Linked DNA regions of Homo sapiens: region 1 is linked to region 2. Evidence: chromatin loops called from intact Hi-C (ENCODE). Cell type or tissue: CD4-positive, alpha-beta T cell. All regions are shown on one strand. Links, peaks and the distances in the headings refer to the core of each region. The heading gives the core; the rest is flanking DNA. Region 1 overlaps CASK (calcium/calmodulin dependent serine protein kinase). Region 2 overlaps LOC105373188 (a long non-coding RNA gene).

The links. Hi-C counts contacts between places; a loop is a spot of excess contacts. Peaks named below come from ENCODE experiments on the same cell type or tissue, not always from the same donor. Only the 100,000 strongest peaks of a DNase experiment are listed, where the experiment ranks them.
Region 1: it touches region 2 in a loop (3.0-fold over the local background); 2 of 110 quality-filtered maps call a loop at or near these places.

Annotation. Positions count from the first base shown.
Region 1 is chrX:41,907,183-41,912,571 of GRCh38, reverse strand. The region is part of intron 1 of CASK (calcium/calmodulin dependent serine protein kinase); the gene reads left to right. Among named protein-coding and RNA genes, the nearest start is that of CASK, 14 kb to the left of the region's middle. In CD4-positive, alpha-beta T cell, for the core only: no CTCF peak of the experiment used is centred there; a DNase peak (open chromatin) is centred at 3,301.
Region 2 is chrX:42,932,012-42,937,400 of GRCh38, reverse strand. It overlaps LOC105373188 (a long non-coding RNA gene), which reads right to left. Exons shown (of 5, transcript XR_949037.3): 2 at 299-361. Among named protein-coding and RNA genes, the nearest start is that of PPP1R2C, 160 kb to the right of the region's middle. In CD4-positive, alpha-beta T cell, for the core only: no CTCF peak of the experiment used is centred there; a DNase peak (open chromatin) is centred at 2,830; H3K27ac peaks cover 350 bases.

The DNA.
Region 1 (5,389 bases), core at 327-5,326, 1.0 Mb after region 2:
CGTTGGAAGGCTGAGGTGGGTGGCTCACTTGAGGTCAGGAGTTTGAGACCAGCCTGACTAACGTGGTGAAGCCCCGTCTCTACTAAAAATACAAATATTAGCTGGGCATGGTGGTGCGTGCCTGTAATCCCAGCTACTTGGGAGGCTGAGGCAGGAGAATTGCTTGAACCCAGGAGGCGGAGGTTGCAGCGAGCCAAGATTGCACCACTGTAGTCCAGCTGGGGCAACAAGAGCAAAACTCTGTCTCAAAAAAAAAAAAAAAAAAAAAAAACAGAAAACAAACAAAAAAACTGTCCAGTGAGCTGTAATCACTGCACTCCAACCCAGGCAACAGAGCAAGACACTGTCTTAAAAAAATTCTTTTAAAAATGTCATTGCTCTCATTGTTCAACTCCCACTTATGAGTAAGAACATGCAGTGTTTGGTTTTCTGTTCCTGTGTTAGTTTGCTGAGAATGATGGTTTCCAGCTTCATCCATGAGAACATATAGGCACAGGGAGGGGAACATCACACACCGGGGCCTGTTGGGGGTTGGGGGGCAAGGGGAGGGATAACATTAGGAGAAATACCTAATGTAGATGATGGGTTGATGGGTGCAGCAAACCACCATGGCACATGTATACCTATGTAACAAACCTGTACGTTCTGCACATGTATCCCAGAACTTAAAGTATAATAAAAAAAGTTAAAAAAAAACTGTCATTGCCTCTTATGTACATAGAAAATACAGTATTGAGTTACAGATTTTCATAATTTGTTTCCAAGTCTGTTCTAGATTATAATTCCGTAGTGTTGTGAAAAACTCCCAAGATTGTTAAAAGAAGGAATTTTGTATCACACTTCTTATGTTTGCATTTAGACAATTGACAGATTAATTAATTGTTCATAATGTGAAATTTCAAGACTGAAAAAAGGAAAATCCCAGAATATATATTTCAGAAACACCCATATATAGGATTTATGAATATTGTAGTGTTCCTTTATGTAACTTCCCAAAATTTTATTACAACAGCAATTTCTACATCTTAACAGTGAGCAAAATGAGGTGGAAAGATTCTGAAGTTGTAGTCTCTGACACTACTGGGCACTGAATCTAAATAACCTAAAACCACAGAACAGTATTTCATCTTCTAGTTCTTATTACATTGTCAGGTGTAAGAATGATCATGTTGAAATTGAGTGGTTGGTCTGTTTAGATCACTTCTATGGAAATACTGCTTAGATTGGTTTCAGAAATCCTTGGACAGTATTATTTATATTGCATTATTTAGGTTAGAAATTTTTGCTGACTTCCATCTGAGTTATTAGTTCAAAAGCAGAATCATCAGCCTTTATATGGAATCTCTGCTGGTGCTCATCTTAGGCTTAGTATCTTCTTAACTGGGTTTTTGTTAGCAGTATAGTGTGGCATTAAATTTGAGACTATCTTTTTAATAAATTTTTTAAAAATTTTGTCAGTTGTAGAATAATTAGATACTTGTAAAACAAGCAAGAAGCTGTTTTCACTGAGGACTTTCTTTAATTACATTTCATATAAATTTAAGAGAACTGTTACTAGAATATTAAAATCACAGGTTAAAGTGAGAATGTATTTCACATAATCAACATACATAACATTTTTAACAGCATGCTAAAGATGGAAAAAACCTTTACCAACCATACATATTATAGGCAAAGCTTTAAAAAAAACAAAACATTTTGCTCTTATGGATGTGAAAGTAATCTGTGTAAATATGTATTTAAATGAAAATATCTATTCATTATCATTGCAGAAGGAGTGTGGGTATCTGGAGAGGGAGCATTCTAAACTTGCTGCTCTACTTTTTGGATTATCTACATTAATATTTCTCCCATTGCTGAGTATTTCTGTTATACTGCTGGATCATCATACTTCCATAATCTGTGACCCACTTGCTCTAATGGTAGAGTGGGCTTTAAACTGCCATCTGATTAAAGTTCAGGTTTCTTAGTTAGACTTGCCTGGGTGGCTTCAGAATTAGGCCCACAAATATGAATATGGACTTGAAGATCTTACTAGAACAATATTTTCCCCGATAAAGACACATCCATAAACATGGTCCTAAAAAGATATGTGTAAGTTGGATTTGAAAAATGCAATTTAAGAGTTACTAGGAAAAAGGGATTTTAAGGAAACATTTTAAGTAATTTGTGTGATATCACCAGTTGGTTTTTCTTCAGTTTCTTCATCTTGTAAAAGAAGGATAGTAATGGCTATATTATCTACCTCATGAGATTCTCATGCACATAAAATTACATAATTCTTAAGTCTTAAACTACCTTACGTATATTATTATTTCAATTTTATTGAAATAAAACACTTTTTTTTTTTGTGATGGAGTCTCACTCTGTCACCCAGGCTGGAGTGCAATGGTGTGATCTCTGCTCACTGCAACCTCCGCCTCCTGGGTTCAAGCAATTCTCCTGCCTCAGCCTCCCGAGTAGCTGGGACTACACATGTGCACCACCACGCCCGGCTTAGTCTTGTATTTTTAGTAGAGACAGGGTTTTGCCATGTTGGCCAGGCTGATCTCAAACTCCTGAGCTCAGGTGATCTGCCTGCCTCGGCCTCCCAAAGTGCTGGGATTACAGGCATGAGCCACTGTGCCTGGCCCAAACTAAAACACTTCTAATGGACTTGTACTTTGGCTGGGCACGGTGGCTCACACCTGTAATCCCTGCACTTTGGGAGGCCAAGGTGGGTGGATCATTTGAGGCCAGGAGTTCAAGACCAGCCCAGGCAACATGGTGAAACCTCGTCTCTACTAAAAATGTCATAAAATTAGCCGGCCATGGTGGCGTGTGCCTGTAATACCAGCTACTTGGGAGGCTGAGGCGGGAGAATAGTTTGAACCCGGGAGGCATAGTTTGCAGTGAGCCGAGATCATGCCATTGCACTCCAGCCTGGGCGATAGAGCGAGACTAAGAAAAAAAAAAACAAAACAAGAACATGGGCTTTGTTGACTTTTCTTTGATTTTGTAAGAATCATTTACCTTTGTCTTTAAAAGTGATTTTATTTTCTTGTTTGATTTATAGACATTAATACTTCTCAACTCCTTATAGGGCTCAGAACATGTTAGGTGAAAATATTGCATAAAGAGATTTGAGAATGAATGGGGCAATGATAAATTTACACTGAAGTCAAAGTAAAGAAAGACTTCTGAGTATTTTGTTTTCCCCAGCTTCTTTTTAAATTGCTTAATTTTGTTGGAGCTTTGATGTGTGGAACTTACTACAAGTGACAAATGTTTGTGGCCAATCAGATGGCACATCCTGTTCCATCTGATATTGAACATCCTGTTTAGTCAGTGAGGTTTAGATCAGTGGTTTTCAAAGTGTGGATCTTCTGACCAGTAGCAGCATCTGGAAACTCATTAGAAATGCAGATTCTTAGGCCCTGCTCTGGCCCTACAGAATTAGAAGCCCTGGGGTTGGAGCACAGCTATTTCTGTTGTAACAAACCCTCCAAGGGAATTCTGAGGCACGCTAAAGATTGAGAACCACTGTCTTGGAACTCTAGATCAGGGGTCAGTAAACTATGGTCCATGGGCCAAATCATCCTACTGCCTGTTTTTGTAAATAGTTATTTGGAACACAGCCACCGTCATTTATTTAAGCATCATCTATGGTTGCTTTTATGCTATGGGGCAGAGTTGATTAGTTATGACAGAGACCAAATGGTCCATACAGCCTTAACCATTTCTCCAGCTTTTTACACAAAAAGCTTGCCAATCCCTACTCAAGATAAAGCATTCGTGCTGTTTTCTTTCCTTTAATTCTGAACTGTGAACAGCTAAAATCATTAGGTAAACGCTTGTGTTTGCCTTTACACCTGACCCTCCTATTTCTACAGATCCATTCTTCTCTCTCATATCAAATTATTAATTCAATGAGTAGAGACTTGTAAATGAAAATAACATACTACTCTACCCTTTCCTTTTCTGTTAGGTAGTGGTGGTAGCCTGTTTAACAATTCCATGACCTTTTCTCACTGATTGTGTGCTGGTGTGTCCTTGGTTTTTCTGTACTCTAGTGTAATCTAACTTAATCATGTATTGTAATCTTCATTTTTCCCAATTCTTACTGCCTTTTTACTTCCTCAAGAGAAAACCCACCTTGTGACTGCCAAGTTTAGGGATTCATGTGAGCTGTTTGGAATGTTTGTTTGTTTGTTTGTTTGACAGAGTCTTGTTCTGTCGCCCAGGCTGGAGTGCAGTGGCACAATCTCAGCTCACTGCAACCTCTGCCTCTCAGGTTCAAGCAATTCTCCCTGCTTCAGCATCCTGAGTAGCTGGGATTACAGGCCACCACGCCTGGCTAATTTTTCTAATTTTTGTATTTTTTAGCAGAGACGGGGTTTCACCATGTTGGCCAGGCTGATCTTGAACTCCTGACCTCAGGTGATCTGCCTCCTTCAGCCTCCCAAAGTGCTGGGACTGTTTAGTGTGTTCTAAGCCAGGGGTCCCCAACCCTTGGGCCGCTGACCAGTACCGGTTCATGACCTGTTAGAAACCAGGCCGCACAACAGGAGGTGAGCAGCAGGCCAGCCAGCATTACTGCCTGAGCTCTGCCTCCTGTAAGATCAGTGGCAGCATTAGATTCTCATAGAAGCACAAACCCTATTGTGAACTGCACATGCGCGGGAACTAGGTTGCATGTTCCTTATGAGAATCTAATGCCTGATGATCTGAGATGGAACAGTCTCATCCCGAACCCCCTACCCCCACCCCGGTCCCCATCGTCCATGGAAAAATTGTCTTCCACAAAACCGGTCCCTGATGCCAAAAAGGTTAGGTACCACTGTTCTAAGCCATTGAAATAGTGCCATCCCTTCTGGAAAATTGTTACCCTTGTCCTGGAGTGCTGTAGTCACTGGTATTTCACCAGGATGTTAGGGTATTTCACCAGGATGTTAGTGAGCACATAGATATTGAATATTTCGGGCAATCTTAGAATGTTTACTGGGAGAGTTTTAAAAGTTAGCCTTCCCACATCCCTCCAAGAATAGCTGTTTCTCTTTGTAGCTGGAATGTCATGTTGTACTCTTGATTCTCCTTTGTACCTGTTCTTAGCCATTAAGGTGATTGGTGGTCAACTTCGTATAAAATACAACTCAATTTTACCATTGTTCTTATTGATGCACATGAATGTTTCTCTTTATGCATATCACTGAGGGAAGTATAGTAGCCTTTGAAAGAAAGGCCTTCTTGTAGTCTCCCCTGGCTCTGGTAGCAAGGTCAGGCAAAAGTGTTGTTTTTGCAGTTGTGACTCCATGGTTGTGTTTTTCTTTACATAACTGATGTTTTAAGTCAGGAAATATGACTTTGCCAAATGATACTGAGCTATATTACTGGTGAGTTTGTTTGGTTC
Region 2 (5,389 bases), core at 142-5,141:
AAAGAAAATAATAGAGGATAAATAGAACAATAAAAGAATATTTAATCAATGCAAAGAAAGCAAGAAAGGAGAGAAAAAACATGAAGTATATGAAACATGTAGAAAAGCAAGTATGATGGCAGATTTAAATACAAATATGTAAGTAATCACATTAAATGTTAATGGTTTGAATATTCCAGCAATTACCAGACTGGACAAAAAACAGAACTCAAATATATTCTGTTTGTAAGATACACACTTTAGATATACGTATGCAAAAATGTTTAAAGAGCACAGAAATAGTGATACAACAACTTACCACAAGAAATCTGGTGTAGCTGGACTAATATCAGACAAAGTAAACTTTAGGGCAAAACCATTCCTAGAAAGAGAGATATTTTGTAATGATGTAAGTGTTAATCCATCAAAAAGACATGACAATTCTGGACTTGTACATGTCTAATAACATACTCCTCAAGTCTACAAAGCAAAAAGTGACAGAATAAATGGAAGCAATAGACAAATTCAAAAGAATTTTGGTAAATTTTAATTCACCATTTTCGTTACTGCAAAGCCAAGCTAATGAATCACATTATTTACGTCTTCTATGGTCTTGCCAAAATATTTTTTGCGTTTTTTGTTTTGTTTTGTTTTGTTTTTTTGTTGCTGTTTTTTTGAGGCAGGGTCTCGCTCTGTTGCCCAGACTGGAGTACAGTGGCACAATCACAGCTCACTGCAGCCTCGACTTCCCTGACTCAAGTGATCCTCCTGCCTCAGCTTCCTGAGGGGCTGCGGGTATAGGTGTACACCACCATGCCTGGTTGATTTTTTATTTTTTGTAGAGACAGGGCCTCATTTTGTTGCCTAGGTTGGTATTAAACTTCTGGCCTCAAGCTATCCTCCTGCCTCAGCCACCCAAAGTGCTAGAATTACAGGCATGAGCCACCCCTCCTGGCTTACTTTTTCGATCAGTTAATTTGAGTTCAAAATATTACAATTAGTTTTACCTCATTGAAGTATGGCATTTATTTTAGTCAATATATTTGTATAATTCTGTATAGTTGATGTAATATGAATGAGGACAAGTAAACCAAGACTTACTAATATTAATACTAATGTAATTTTCTCTATTTTTTCTTGCATTTCTTACAGTTTCTGTTTTATGAATGATAACACAATGATATCTGGTATACAAACATTCACAAGTGTCACATCTCCATTATCAATTGAACATGCATCAATTAGAAATTATGTTAGATCATGAGTAACAGAGAGTCTTACTAATAGTAAGAAAGATAAAAAATTTATTCTTAGGAAGGCCAGCACTAGTAAGGGTGCTCTTTAAATTCATCAACAGCTGGTCCAATTTCAAAACAAAGATAAAGAATCAATGAAAAACGATTTGACCAATGAGTAGAAATTACAAAATCAAGAAAGGAAAAACATAATTCAAAAGCAAATGAATAGCATGTATTATAACAAGGATGACTTAAAAGCTAAGAGGTGAAAAGAAATTTGTCTATAATTTCAAAAAGCATACAGGTATCACAGTCTTGTTTAAAAAAGATGTGAAGCAGAAGATGAAGAAAAGTCATCAATGAAGAGAAATATGAGAAATAAAAATAAATTAGAAATTAAATATTTACAAAAATAAGTGTCACATTGGATGCAATCATAAACAGAATAAACAGTATTTGATGCCACAATCAGTGACATGGAAGTGAAACTTCAAAAAAATTACACAAAATGAGAATTAAAATGAATGAGATATAAAATTATAAAAAGATCATTAGATATGGAATTCAGATGAAAGAAAAGAACAGAAAAGATGGAAAAATGCATTCAAAGATTTAATAGAAGAAAGTGTTTTTGAAATAAAAGTCTTGTTTGACTCTGAAGAGCAAATTAGGCTGTTTCCTAGGGAAAGTAACTGGTAAAGTTACTGATATTTGAAGATTAAGAAAAAAGTATCCTAAGGAAATCTTGGAGAAAAAGCAATTAACATACAAAAGGGAGCATAATTATGCTACTCTGAGATTTCTCTACAGGATACTACTTACCAAGATAATTGGAAGAATTCAATGAAATAATGTAATTATGCTAGTCCTTGGATTGCCATCAGGACATTCATAAACTTACTGAAACGATATTCAAAATATTGTTTGTGCACACATGTAAACTTTGCTGGGATAAAACCAATGTTTTTTTTTTTTTTTAACTTGATTTACAAAGAGATGACAAATAAATTAAGAACCACTGCCCTAGAGCATGTCTCCCCAGTGGTGGACGTCATGTTTCCAGGAGTGTTTTGTGTCCTTGAGTTTATTACAAGATTCTTTTTAAGAGTATGAATTTTCATTCCAATTATATTTAAAATTAATAAGAGTAGCATGTTCTCTATCATATGGATGGCCATCTAATTTTTATTTTTACTTTTTTTGACAGAGGACCTACAGGGAACTTTATATTCTTTCTTCCCTCTTCACCCGGGTACTGCCCCTTGCGAAGTCCAAGTGGGCTCCTGGCACAGGGATCCTCCATCTTCTCTGGCACCCGTGGCATTGCCAGCAGGCCAAAAGGGGCAGCTGGCATTGTTGGCTTCAGTCTGACCCAGGGTACCCAGCTGTGGTCCCCTCAGCCCACAGTAGGGGCAAGGGCTGCTTCTCCACAGTTCATAATGAAGGCTTTCAGCAATGCCCAGCTGCCTCTTCTCCAAAAGTCTGGCTTTTGAACACTCTTCTCCTTCCTGGGGAGGGTTTTTGCCCCTCTGAGGTTGGACAGGAACCAGAAGAACAGTTTATCTGCTTCATCTGTCTGTGACCTGGGGCTTACCCAGCCCCTAATCCTTCTGGCAAGCACTGTGCTTGAGCACTGTCCACACAGTGGAAACCACAGGAAACGACTTTGGCTTGTGGAGGGGGAAGAACGCGAAATGAAAACAAAAGCACACAGGAGCACATAGAAAAGCCCCATCCACTGCCCATCTCTCTCCCTGGGGGCCCCAAACAACCACTAAAATAAGACCCAAACTAAAGGCCTGCCATGCAACCCCAAAATCAATTAACCTCTCCTGAAACATGCAAAGAAACTGCCCACCTAGAAATATCCAAAATAGTCTGTGCCAATTATGAAGAGATCAACAGCTTCACCCACCCTCTCTGGAACCTCTAGTACTGACTGTGTCATCCGTGGGGTGCCCCAAGGAGGGTGGACTCTTTTCTCAAGGCCAGGACAGTGACAGTTACAAAAGGTGGTCCTTGCTTGCAGCTGAGAACTGCTTTTTCTTCAACTAACAGACAGTGACAGTGGCCTGGGCCAGAGGTATGCTTGAACTCATGAGACACCACGAAGCCCAAGAACCAGTGGTGCCTTTTAATGCACCCACCTTTGGCAGGTGGTGACAATCTCCAGGAAACCAGCACAATTCACAAATACAGATTAGGACAATGCAAGGGCTATTTCTGGTGGCAAAACACCAGCAAATAAAACTGGGCCAAGCAGGGGCAGGACACTGGAGGTGCCCTATGACCATGTCTTTTCCAGATTTGCAGCAAAGGCACCATTGGGGTTTCCCATATGACCTGTCCCATATGGCATGTGGAGTCACATGGTGAAGTCACCAAGGTGCACATGTGGGTCTCAGCTTTCTCAGCTCTGGTACCCAGACCCTGTACTCCCTGGCCCATTCTCTTCCGTACTCAATGTGGATTACCCATCCTCTACCTTGCAGCTGGGGCACAGCCTGGAGGGGAGACATCTTGGAGGTCACATATTCTACAGGATTTAATGTTGTCCATCCCCCACCTCTCCCATTTTTTTCCTTCTCCTTTTGTCTTTGTCTCATTGCTAGATGACCATCTTATGATTGAGCATTACTTTATTTTAATGTGCATGTTTACCCTTGTGTTTAGGTGACCACGTTGCACAAAAGGATCATGAAGCACCAGCATTTACATTTTAATATGCTGGTAAGCACATTGCTTTGCTCTTGTTAGCCCCCTCTAATGCCACAAATGAAAACTTTTAGCACCTGCTATTGGGCAAACATTGACTTCCTTAAACAGTTATGAGGGAAAAAAAACCTAGACTTTTGCTTTTAAAAAGCACTGAACTATGACATTATTGAATTTTGACTTAAATTACTTACATAAGAGTTGGATGTCCTATCCTGAAAACTACTATGTTTTGTAGGAATGTTCTACTTCAATTATTTTGGGTTAATGGAAAAATACAGAGGCAGAATTAATATATGATAAAAGGTCTTAAAATTATTTAAACAGAGAAAACAGTGAGATAATCAAATCATCATATGGTACACTATCATATTTGTATACGTAATATCAATGGTGAGCACTAGTATAGCTTCAGCAAAAACTTATTTTCTATATAAAATTAATATGGTTTATTTAAATTTTATTAGTTGTGTGATGTGATAAATTCAACTTTTAATTTAGATTGTATAGTTGTAAAAGGGATGATAGCACAGGCAGTTCACCCCTAGGTTTACATATATATATTTACAGGCCATTATAATTTCAAACAGAGTTTCTGTCCTCACTGTGTATCAATAAAAACAAAACAAAATAAAACAAAACAAAAACAAACAAACAAAAAATACAAATCTTCTTTTATAAGTATTTTAAAAATCCCACCCATAGCATAATTTATCCAAACTGGCTTTGCTGTAGGCAGTGTGCTGTCATTCTCTAGCTAAGTGACTCCACTAATCTGTCTCAAAGCATGGGACAGGAAGAGTTATGCCTCAGCAAAACATGCCCCAGTTTGTCAGGATTATTCTGAAATAAGGCCATTATTTATTTGTTGGTCAAAACTCAAAACAAACAAATTCCCTAATTCCACGTTTACTTAGTAGTTAACAAATGCATGAAAAGTTACAAGACTATGAATGCATGAAAGGATATGTGGAATCATTGCTTCTCTGAACCATCTGGTTGTATTGGAAAGAGAGGAAGGAAAAGCAATTTATCGACCAGTTCCTTTCTTCCTTCAGTCTCCTTGATCAAAATCCACCCCATGGGGCACTAACACCCCATCTGACCCCGCTAAACAGTCACTGGAAAAGGCAGAGCCTCTGTGGGTCCAGGTAATCAGACCTAGACCTTTAGAACCACTGTGGCTCCTTTTGGGGTAAACATGATGTTGGCCATGCTGCAGCCCAGCCCTTGCCTCCAAAGGAAAAGGAAGAGGAAGATTATATGGAGCCTGTGCTGAAACAGATCTATACGTCCAATATCTGGGTACCGTAGAACACAGAGTTCAGAGAAAGAAAGAAGCTACTTTATCTAATGGGAGGGAAAGAAAGCAAAAAAGATGGTCAGAAATGAGGTAAGTAGAGCTAAGTGCCAATTTACCCATTTGTAATAAAAAATATAAATTCTACTTGAATCCA